Linked DNA regions of Homo sapiens: region 2 is linked to region 1. A link is a loop called in an ENCODE intact Hi-C map of the cell type or tissue named here. Cell type or tissue: ovary. All regions are shown on one strand. Links, peaks and the distances in the headings refer to the core of each region. The heading gives the core; the rest is flanking DNA. Region 1 overlaps GNG7 (G protein subunit gamma 7). Region 2 overlaps SGTA (small glutamine rich tetratricopeptide repeat co-chaperone alpha).

Region 1 (5,361 bases), core at 52-5,051:
TGGCGTGGAGTGGGTGGAGCCCAGAGACGCTGCTCAGCACCCTGCAGTGCCCAGGACGGCCCCACCCCAGAGAACAATCCGGTCCCCCCTATCTGCAGTACTAAGAGGGAGCCCCTACATTATTTGGGAAAAAAATCAAGTCTGCTTCCTGATCACACTAGACACCAGAATAAACTCCCAATGGGGCAGACAGTGTAAATCAGGGGGACCCCCAGCTTCTGGGGCTCACCTCCTCTCTCCCTCCCCACTCAGGGTGTGGATTTCAATGTGTGCAGCCTCCTGGGACCTCAGCAGGGCAGAGGATCATGGGACGCGGAGTCTCTTGGAGTCCGTGGACTCCCCTAGCCCAGGTGTGATCTGCTCCCTGAGGGACACTGGGCTATGTCTGGGGACATCTGTGGTTGTCACAACTGGAGGTGCTCCTGGCGTGGAGTGGGTGGAGGCCAGGGACGCTGCTCGGCACCTCAGGACCTGCAGTGCCCAGGACAGCCCTGCCCCAGAAAATGACCCTACTCAGGCCATCACAGGGTAGGGTTGAACTCGAGCTCAGGAGTTCGAGACCAGCCTAGGCAATACAGGGGGACCTCCACGTTTACAAAAAAAAGTTTTAATTAGCTGGGCATGGTGGCGTGCATCTGTAGTCCCAGCTACTCTGGGAGGCTGAGGTGGGAGGATTGCTTGAGCCCGGAGTTTGAGGCTGCAGTGAGCCAGGCTGAGAAAATGTGTGGTGAGTGGCATGGGGAGACCTAGCGCCCTCTGTGTACCCACCAAGATGGGCCAGTCTCCACCAATCCGTTCCCTGGCAAACTTGTATTCTACTCAAAGCTTCCTCGTGGCCTCCTGTCTGGACCTTCCGCAGCCCCCTCTCTACCCCCCTGGACGACTTCTTATCACCCCTGCACCTATTCAGCTCCTAGAACACACAGGCCCGAGGCCCCCACCTCTGTGCCACCCTGGGCTCAGGCCCCTCTGACCCAGACTGCCATCTCCACGGCCCCCACACCAGCACACAGATGCCTCATTCACGTGGTGCTCCCAGGGCCTGGCACCAGTTCTGAGGCTTAAAATAGGCACACAACGGGCCTTTGTCGGATAGAGGAAGGAAGGAAGGAGCGTTTCAGACAAAGGAGACAGCAACAGCAGCGTCCAGGAAACCCAGGGGCACCGGGGAGGTGGATGGAGCCAAGTGGGGGTGGGGTACTTGAAGGGTCAGAGGGCAGGGCCAGGCCATGCAGGACCCTGAAGACCCCATGAGGAACTGGGGTGCCATCATGTGGGTGCTGACTTGATAGGAGGCAGGGAAGTGACCGTCTGATCAGTGCCCAGGAAGCTTACTAGGAAGGTCCTGCTGGAGCTGGAGAAACCAGAGGCTGATTCGTCACCTCGGAGTCTCCCGCCAGGGATGATGAGGCTCTCGGCTCAAGAGGGAGCACTGAGATGGGAAAGAAAGCAGACAGAAGGGGCCGGGCATGGGGGCTCACGCCTGTAATCCCAGCACTTTGGGAGGCCGAGGCGGGCAGATCACCTGAGGTCAGGAGTTCGAGACCAGCCTGGGCAACATGGTGAAACCCTGTTTCTACTAAACATAAAAATTATCTGGGTGTGGTGGTGCATGCCTGTAATCCCAGCTACTCGGGAGGCTGAGGCAGGAGAATCACTGGAACCTGGGAGGTGGAGGTTGCAGTGAGCCGAGATTGCACCACTGCACTCCAGCCCGGGAGACAGAGCAAGACTCCGTCAAAAAAAAAGAAAAGAGAGAAAGAGAGAGAGGAGAGAGAGGGGAGAGAGGGGAGAGAGGGAAGAGAGGAGAGAGAGGAGAGAGAGAAAGAAAAAGAAAAAAGAAAGAAAGAGAAGGAGAGAAAGAAAAAGAGAGAGAGAGAAAGAAAGAAAGAAAGAAAGAAAGAAAGAAAGAAAGAAAGAAAGAAAGAAAGAAAAGAAAGAAAAGAAAGAAAGAAAGGAAAGGAAGGGAAGAAAGAAAGGAAAGACGAAGGAAGAAGGAAGGAAGGAAGGAAAGAAAGAAAGAAAGAGAAAGAAAGAACCACTAAACAAACATCCCAAGCTTCAGTGCAGTGGACTGCCTGTGCCCAGGAAAAAGCCATTTACATCCCAGCACTGTGCTCCATTGCCCAAAGGCAAAAGCGGCCGAGCGTGTGTTGCTGAATGGATGGATGAGCACAGCCCGGCCTGTCCACGCACCGGAACACGACTCAGCCCTGAAAAGGGTCGAGGCTCTGACGCAGGCCACAGCACGGATGCACCTTGAGCATGTCACACGCAGTGAGAGACACCAGACACAAAAGGCCACACAGTGTGTGACCCATTTCTTTGAAATGTCTAGGACAGGCCAGTCCAGAGACAGGAGGGAGAGGCGTGGGTGCCAGGGCTGGGGGAGGGGGTGGAGAGTCCCCCTCATGGGGACAAAAGATTTTACTAGGTGATGGAATGTTTTTTTGTTTGTTTGTTTTTTGAGACAGAGTCTCGCTCTGTTGCCCAGGCTGGAGTGCAGTGCTCACCGCAACCTCCGCCTCCCAGGTTCAAGCGATTCTCCTGCCTCAGCCTCCTGAGTAGCTGGGATTACAGGCGCCCGGCTAATTTTTGTATTTTTACTAGCGACAGGGTTTCGCCATGTTGGCCAGACTGGTCTCGAACTCCTGACCTCAACTGATCCACCTGCTTCGGCCTCCCAAAATGCTGGGATCACAGGAATGTTCTGAAAGGGGCTTATAGGGATGTTTGCACAGCTGATAAACTTATTTAAAAGATGGAATTGCATCCTTAAAAGGTCTGAATGTTATGAAGTGTAAATTATACCTCAATTTTTGTCATAAAAAGCAGTAAGACTTTTCCTTTTGCGAGGTTCAAGTAACTGTTCGTGGAAGCGTCTCGGAGCTGCCCACGAACCCCACCGCCCATCCGTGTCAGGAGCCGATGTGGGGGAGCAACCACACAGAGAGAGCGTGGCCCACTCACGCCGCAGGATGGGGGAGGAGGAGGACAGGAGTGACCCCTCGGGGGCCGCTGTGTGACTGAGGATGGGTCAGCCCATCTCCTTAGCTCTCACACTCATCGGTAGGGTCTCCTGGGTGACGTAAACCATGAACACTTTTCTCTAACCCTTAAGAGACAGAGGCCAGGCCAAAGAGTGCATGTATAAAAAGCAGTGACAAGTGAAGTCAAGAAATGTCAACGAGCGGGGAGAGGCGCCCGACATCAACAAGGACGCAGAATTGCAGAAATCAGCCGTGAAAGGACACAGCGGCCGGGCGCGGTGGCTCACGCCTGTCACCCCAGCACTTTGGGAGGCTGAGGTGGGTGGATGACCTAAGGTCAGGAGTTCGAGGCCAGCCTGGCCAACATGGTGAGGGCCCCGTCCCCCCCCCCGCCCGTCTCTACTAAAAATACAAAAATTAGCCGGGCGTGGTGGCACATGCCTGTAATGGAAGCTACTCGGGAGGCTGGGGCAGGAGAATCGCTTGAACCCGGGAGGCGGAGGTTGCAATGAGACAAGATGGCGCCACTGCACTCCAGCCTGGGCAATGAACGAGACCACATCTCAAAAACAAAAGACAGGCCGGGTGCGGGGGCTCATGCTTATAATCCCAGCACTTTGGGAGGTCGAGGCAGGTGGATCACCAGAGGTCAGGAGTTCCAGACCAGCCTGGCTAACATGGTGAAACTCCGTCTCTACTAAAAATACAAAAATTAGCTGGGTGTGGTGGTGGGTGCCTGTAGTCCCAGCTACTCGGGAGGCTGAGGCAGGAGAATGGCTTGAACCCAGGAGGCAGAGGTTGCAGTGAGCCGAGATCGCACCACTGTACTCCAGCCCGGGCAACGGAATGAGACCATGTCTCAAAAAAAAAAGGACAGGCCGGGCGCGGTGGCTCACGCCTGTAATCCCAACACTTTGGGAGGCCGAGGTAGGTGGATCACCTGAGGTCAGGAGTTTGAGACCAGCCTGGGCAATATGGTGAAACCCCGTCTCTACTAAAAATATAAAAATTAGCCGGGTGCAGTGGTGTACGCCCATAATCCCAGCTACTCGAGAGGATGAGGCAGAAGAATTGCTTGAGCCCTGGAGGCGGAGGTTGCAGTGAGCCAAGATTGCACCATTGCACTCCAGCCTTGGTGACAGAGAAAGACTGTGTTTCAAAAAAGAAAAAAAAAAGAAAGAAAAGAAAAAAAGAAAGCACCAGCTCCCAAGCCTATAGAGACCAGGCACGACCTTCCTGTAAGAAACCATGAAGCATCTTCAAAAATACAAATGACTCTGGATACGATTTTAAAGACCATCGCTGCTTCCAGATGGAACTGAAAAAATCCGAATAACACCTTGAATGAAGAAAGGAGTGTTTTCCACTACTATCGGTGAACAAGAAAAATGCCTCCATTCAGTAAACACGAAGCTGAATTGTCTACACGTGAGGGTAATTTGTGTTTAGTTCTCTTTGCCTTCAAACAGTGGGGCCCCAGGGTTTACGAAGCATGAAACAAGAACAGAAAATAACGGTATCGGTCAAAGGATGTTTTCTAAATAAAGCTCCTCTGTAAGATCGAGACGCACCTGCAGAATTTGAGCTTCGTTGGAAGCTTCACGTTCCAGGTTAAAACCAAGAAAGCACATTGCAAACATTGTCATCTTCCAATGCTTGCAACTGACAACTTCAGGCCATCTTCTAAATCAGTACTAAGTGTTCAAAAGCCACATAAAAGGCCCACCTAGAAAGGAGTAGCCTTTTTTTTTTTTTTTTTTTGAGACAGAGTCTCACTCTGTGGCCCAGGCTGGAGTGCAGTGGTGCAATCTCAGCTCACTGCAACCTCTGCCTCCTGGGTTCAGGTGATTCTCCTGCCTCAGCCCCCCAAGTAGCTGGGATTACAGGCGTGTGCTACCACGCCCAGTTAGTTTTTGTATTTTTAGTACAGATGGGGTTTCACCATGTTGGCCAGGATGGTCTTGAATTCCTGACCTCAAGTGATCCACCCACTTCGGCCTCCCAAAGTGCTGAGATTACAGGCGTGAGCCACCGCACCCAGCCATAAGTAGGCATTTCTAATGTTTTCTAAAAGCAGTGAGACCTTACTTCTCCCCTCTCCGAATGACAGCACTAAATGACTTAAAAGCAATCCTCAATTCTGAATGACCCCACTTCCTGCACATCAAAGGGGAGATGAGGTCGTTAAAGGAGAAAATAAATCAGTTTTGTCTATAACAAGGGTTCCACACTGGAGTATCTCTGTCCCTACAGGACGCTGGGTGATATCCGGAGACATCTGTGGTTGTCACAATGCGGGGAGCTCCTGGTGTGGAGTGGGTGGAGGTCAGGGATGCTGCTCGGCACCCTGCAGTGCCCAGAAGGCCCCACC
Region 2 (5,361 bases), core at 259-5,258, 74 kb after region 1:
CAGAGACGCCCCGTGCCCCTGAGAGCAGCAGAGGCCGTGGGCAGAGTGGAGCCCAGGTGGTGACCTCAGGCCTCTGTGGGGTCCCAATGCTGGGGCTGCCCGGCTGCGGCGTGGTGGGGGCTTGGCCCCACCTGGAGGGCCACGTCAGGGGTGAGGTGCCCCGGATGCTGTTGCACCTCCAAGGGCGCCTGGCCTGAGTAAGGAGCTTGAAGCCAGCCCCCAGTAGAAGGCCTGTATGACTGGGTCTGTACCAGGGCAGGACCATTGAGAGCAGGACAAGAAACAGCCACAGGGCCCCTCTCTCTGCTGGCCCACCTGACAGACTCAGCACCCAGGGGGCCCTCCCACCGAGCCAGACAACACTAGCCCTGGCCGCCTCCTCGTGTGGACCCAGGGTCCTAACCCAGGTCAGAAGTGGGGGTCAGCCACTTCCTGCCCAGCACTGTGTCAAGGACCCCGGGCACATCCCTACAGCTGTCACTGGGTGTCCATGCTACAGAGGCCTGGCAGGCCCAGGACACAGGTGAGCGAGGCATAGGTGGGGAAGGAGGACCTAGAGCAGAACCTGCAGCCACACGAGGGTGCCTCCCCGAGCCCTCCTTTCCCTCCGAGCCCCGGATCCAGGTGTCGCAGAAGCGCAAGCAAGACCAGCCAGGAGACCAAGGCACCTGGGGAGCGGACAGGCCATGCAGGATGCCAACGAGTCTGGGACTCTGGGGCGGGGCCAGCACTAGGAGAGCTTTTTCCCCGTGACCGATGGTGACACACACACACTGGGTGGTGAGAACATTCCAGAACACACCTTGGTGGAAGATGGGGAGATGGAAAAAAGCCACTGGAAGGCAGCTCAGCCTGAAGGCATCAAGCAGTGGTGGCGCCACGCAGTGGCAGGCGGGAGGGCTCAGCTCGGCCCTGGCTCCCACGGCCGGGGGCTGTGTGGCCCTGGGCAGACCCCTGCCCTCTCTGGGCTTAGCTTCCACCCCCAAAAAGCCAGGCGGGGGACCAGGCATCTACACACCAGGTGTCTACACGAGGCGACTGTGCTGGCCGCTGCCCGGGGAGAGGGGGAAGTGGCAGGCACCCACCTACCTTCCAAGCTCTCCTGAGCATCGGACGAGAGGCCCCCGTGCCGGAGCTGGTCATGCAGGAACTGGATGATGGCGTAGGCCAGGCGCTTCTTGTTGTCCATCTTGAGCCCAGAAGAGGTGATACCTGGGGGTGCAGGAAAAACCCCCATCAGGCCCCCTCACACTCCCCACTCCAGGCACCCCAGGCCTGCCCCTAACTAGCTGGGCCTCACTTTAAGGGTGCTGGCTGATCTCAGCTCCAGGACAGCCCAGGTAGAAAGGCCTTAATACGCCCATTTCACAGATGATGACCTGAGGCCCAGAGCTCACCAATCCGGCTATGCACACAGCCAGAAAGTGTGAGGCCAGCAGGCAAGCAGGGCCTGCCCTAGAGAACCCGCGTGCTCCCAGGGCCTCCTGAGCACTCCCAGGGTGGTACTGAGGCGCCACGGAGGTCCCCTCCGCCCCTGCTTCTGGCATGAGGTGGGTGGGGGCCAGGGATGCTGCCCAGCACCCTGCAGTGCCCAGGACAGCTCCACTCCAGAGAACGATCCAGCCCCAATGTCCACAGTGCTGAGAGGGAGAGACCTTGTCCTCAGCCAGAGCCACTGCCCCTTTCCTCAATTTACCTCTTTTGTGGCATGTCAGCAAGCATTTCTTAGGTACCCAACGGGGCCAGGTGTGCCTGCCCTGGTATCACTGTTTCACAGGACTTGCAGAGGACTCCCCCCAGGGACTTCTTGGGGACCCGTCTTGTTCCCCCTGGGAGGCCTACCTACCTCATTCCACCTCAGACCCCCCTCTAGTTCCCCCTCGGACACCCTCCTGTGCCCCCCTCGGACACCCGCCTGGTTCCCCCACCTGACACCCTCCTGGTTCCCCCAGCGGACACCCTCCTGGTTCCCCCAGCGGACACCAGCCTGGTTCCCCCACCGGACACCCTCCTGGTTCCCCCAGCGGACACCAGCCTGGTTCCCCCACCGGACACCCGCCTGGTTCCCCCCTCGGACACCCGCCTAGTTCCCCCCTCGGACACCCGCCTGGTTCCCCCCTCGGACACCCGCCTGTGCCCCCCTCGGACACCCGCCTGTGCCCCCCTCGGACACCCGCCTGGTTCCCCCCCGGATACCCTCCTGGATGCCCCCTCGGACACCCTCCTGGTTCCCTCTCAGAAACCCTCCTGGTTCCCCCTCGGACATCCGCCTGGTCCCCCCTCGGATACCCTGTCTTGTTCCTCATTCCCAGGACTTGACAGCTGCTTCTGCTCATGTCTGTGGTCCCTGCAGTTTCCTGCCAAAGCTCTAAAGGGTGCCAGATGGTGACATCAGGAGAGGCTGTTCTGGAATCTGGAGCTGTAGTCTATGGACAGGTCTTTTTTTAGTACAAGACCTTTCACACAGGTTTCCTGGGTGCCTGGGCCAACTTGGAGGGGCCTCGGCCACAGTGACCTTCACGGCTCTGAGCAGGAAGCCCCGACGTGAGCTTCCCCCGGGGCAGGCTGGCCGGCTGCCTTGAGGCGCCAGCTCAGGAAGGCTTGGCCTCACTGTGCCTCCATTTCCCCCGAAGGCTGGCGATGGTGACTCTAAACATTCAGATGTAACAAGCTGCGTGGAGAAGCAGCCGCCCCCGCCCCCGCCGCTGGAGCAGCCAAGTTCTGGGCTAGTCACGTCCACCTGGGACCTGAGCACGGGACCTTGTCTGTGTCTTTGCAGATGGAAACAAGTGGAGATGAGGTCGCTGTGGTGGCCCTAATGCAGGGATTGAACATGGCCGCACGGAGACGGCCGCGTGAAGACGGAGGCAGAGGCTGAGGCCATGTGGCCACACGAAGAGAGGTGAGGCTCGCTGGCCCCCAGCAGCTGGAAGAGGCAGGACGGAGCCTCCCTTGGGGCCTTCAGAGGGAACGTGGCCCAGCCTGCACCTTCATCTCAGACTTCTGGCCTCCAGAACTGCGAGGGAAATCAATCTTGGTTGTTTTAAGCCAGCCGGGTTGTGAGGGAGAGGCCAGGCGGTTCCCGGATCGTGGCCTGCAAAGCCTGTGAGCTCGGACGGGTTGTTCGGCCTGAGCCTCCGCCTCCATGTCTGTAAAATGGGGAGCTCCATTGTGGCTGCTGTCAGGGGTCGGGGAAAAAATAACCCGGAAGCTGTCAGCCCAGCGCTTGGCGCCCTGCGATATCTGTTGTTAATATCACGATTCTGCCAGGCGTGGTGGCTCACGCCTGTAATCCCAGCACTTTGGGAGGCCGAGGCAGGCAGATCACGAGGTCAGGAGACAGAGACCATCCTGGCCAAACACGGTGAAACCCCATCTCTACTAAAAATACAAAAATTAGCTGGCATGGTGGCACGTGCCTGTAATCCCAGCTACTCGGGAGGCTGAGGCAGGAGAATCACTTGAACCAGGGAGTTGGAGGTTGCAGTGAGCTGAGATCACACCACTGCACTCCAGCCTGGCAACAGAGTGAGACTCCATGTCAAAAAAAAAAAATCATGATTCCTCGTGGTGAGTCTCGTGGCATAGACCTCGGTTGGCTGTTTTTGGCAGTGTGACCTAGGGGAAGCGACTTAACTCTGCTGAGCCTCAGTTTCCTCTTCTGTCCCCCATGGATGGCGACAGCACCTCCCCATCGGGGGGGGGGGGAGGGGTACGAGACCAGGCGTGCACAACGCTGAGTGAACACCCCCACACAGGCAGGTACGTGGACGGGTGCTGGTGCACCCTCCGTGTCCAGATCAACACATGCTGAGGCTATTCCAGAAACGCTGCCCGGCTGTGCAGTTTCACTGGGAGCATTTGGAGAACCTGCTCTGAGGCCAGAAGCAGGCATGGAGAGGGGTTGCTGTGGTGCTGGCGCATGGAGGGGCAGCCCTTGGGGAGGCCCTGGCCGTGGGATGGGACCCCCATCCTCTGTTCTTGCGATGAGGTTCCCTTGGCTGGGCCTCCCTTCTCCACCTGCTCCTTCCGGGCTGGGCTGGGCAGCCGCCTTCCCTGGAATCCACTCCCTGTCCAGGGCCTCTGGTGTCTCTGAGCAGCTGGGTCTTCCCCATCTCTGTCCCTCACTGGCTGACATACAGGGTGGCGGGGCTGTGTGTCACCGGCCTTCCTCCGGGGCCGGGCCCAGCCCGTGCATAGTGGACCTTATTCTTAGTTGCACTCTGTGTGCCAAGACGCATGAGGCAAGGGGCAGGCCTGAGGCCTCAGGAGCTGGGGAACCACCGTGAGGAGAAGCACAGGTTTGAGATCAGACGCTCGGATTCAGGCTGGGTCAGACAGGGCCTGGCCAAGAGGCCGCCAGCCTCGGGATGGACGAGGAAGGGCGAGGCCTGAAGGAATCTTCTACAGTGACAGCTGCCTCTGGATAATTTCTTATTCTTCTCTGCTCTGTGCCCAGATCTGCTCTCCAAGAAGTGACTAAAGCCACAAACACCTACAAGGAAACTCTGACCCAGCACCCAGGAGGCCACGGCTCCTCCTTCTGAGCCAGCACAGTGCAAGGGGTCTCTGCCGCCAGGTCCCACTCCCCAGCTGGGCCCCAGGGACCCTCTGCGCGCAGCCACGCTGACAGGCGGCTCCAGGGGCTGAATACTGTCGTGTGCTGAACTGTGTCCCCCAAATCCATACACTGAAGTCCTAACTGCCAGGACCTTGGAATGCGACCTCACCTGGAAATAAGATCTTGGCGGACAGAATTTGGTAAGATGACATCATACCAGTGTACGGCGGGTCCCTAGAGCAATAACCAATGTCCTTATAAAAAGGGGACATTTGGATGCAGACGCATGCACAGGGAGAACACTGTGTGGATGTGAAGGCAGAAATGGGTGACGCGGCCACACGGCAGGGACACCGAGGGCAGAGATGGGTGACGCGGCCACAGGGCAGGGACACCGAGGGCAGAGGTGGGTGACGCGGCCACAGGGCAGGGACACCGAGGGCAGAAATGGGTGACGCGGCCACAGGGCAGGGACACCGAGGGCAGAGGTGGGTGACGCGGCCACACGGCAGGGACACCGAGGGCAGAGGTGGGTGACGCAGCCACACGGCAGGGACTCCGAGGGCAGAGGTGGGTGACGCGGCCACACGGCAGGGACACCGAGGGCAGAGATGGGTGACGCGGCCACACGGCAGGGACACCGAGGGCAGAGGTGGGTGACGCGGCCACACGGCAGGGACACCGAGGGCAGAGGTGGGTGACGCGGCCACACGGCAGGGACTCCGAGGGCAGAGGTGGGTGACGCGGCCACACGGCAGGGACACCGAGGGCAGAGATGGGTGACGCGGCCACACGGCAGG

The links. Peaks named below come from ENCODE experiments on the same cell type or tissue, not always from the same donor. Only the 100,000 strongest peaks of a DNase experiment are listed, where the experiment ranks them.
Region 2: a loop joins it to region 1, with 2.3 times the contacts of the local background. A loop is called at or near these places in 1 of 110 quality-filtered maps.

Annotation. Positions count from the first base shown.
Region 1 is chr19:2,694,416-2,699,776 of GRCh38, forward strand. The region is part of intron 1 of GNG7 (G protein subunit gamma 7); the gene reads right to left. Among named protein-coding and RNA genes, the nearest start is that of GNG7, 5.6 kb to the right of the region's middle. RefSeq lists an enhancer at 4,148-4,267. In ovary, for the core only: no CTCF peak of the experiment used is centred there; no DNase peak of the experiment used is centred there; H3K27ac peaks cover 911 bases.
Region 2 is chr19:2,767,880-2,773,240 of GRCh38, forward strand. It overlaps SGTA (small glutamine rich tetratricopeptide repeat co-chaperone alpha), which reads right to left. Exons shown (of 12, transcript NM_003021.4): 2 at 1,090-1,212. The coding sequence starts at 1,189. Among named protein-coding and RNA genes, the nearest start is that of SGTA, 13 kb to the right of the region's middle. RefSeq lists an enhancer at 886-1,386. In ovary, for the core only: no CTCF peak of the experiment used is centred there; DNase peaks (open chromatin) are centred at 1,080 and 2,226; H3K27ac peaks cover 535 bases.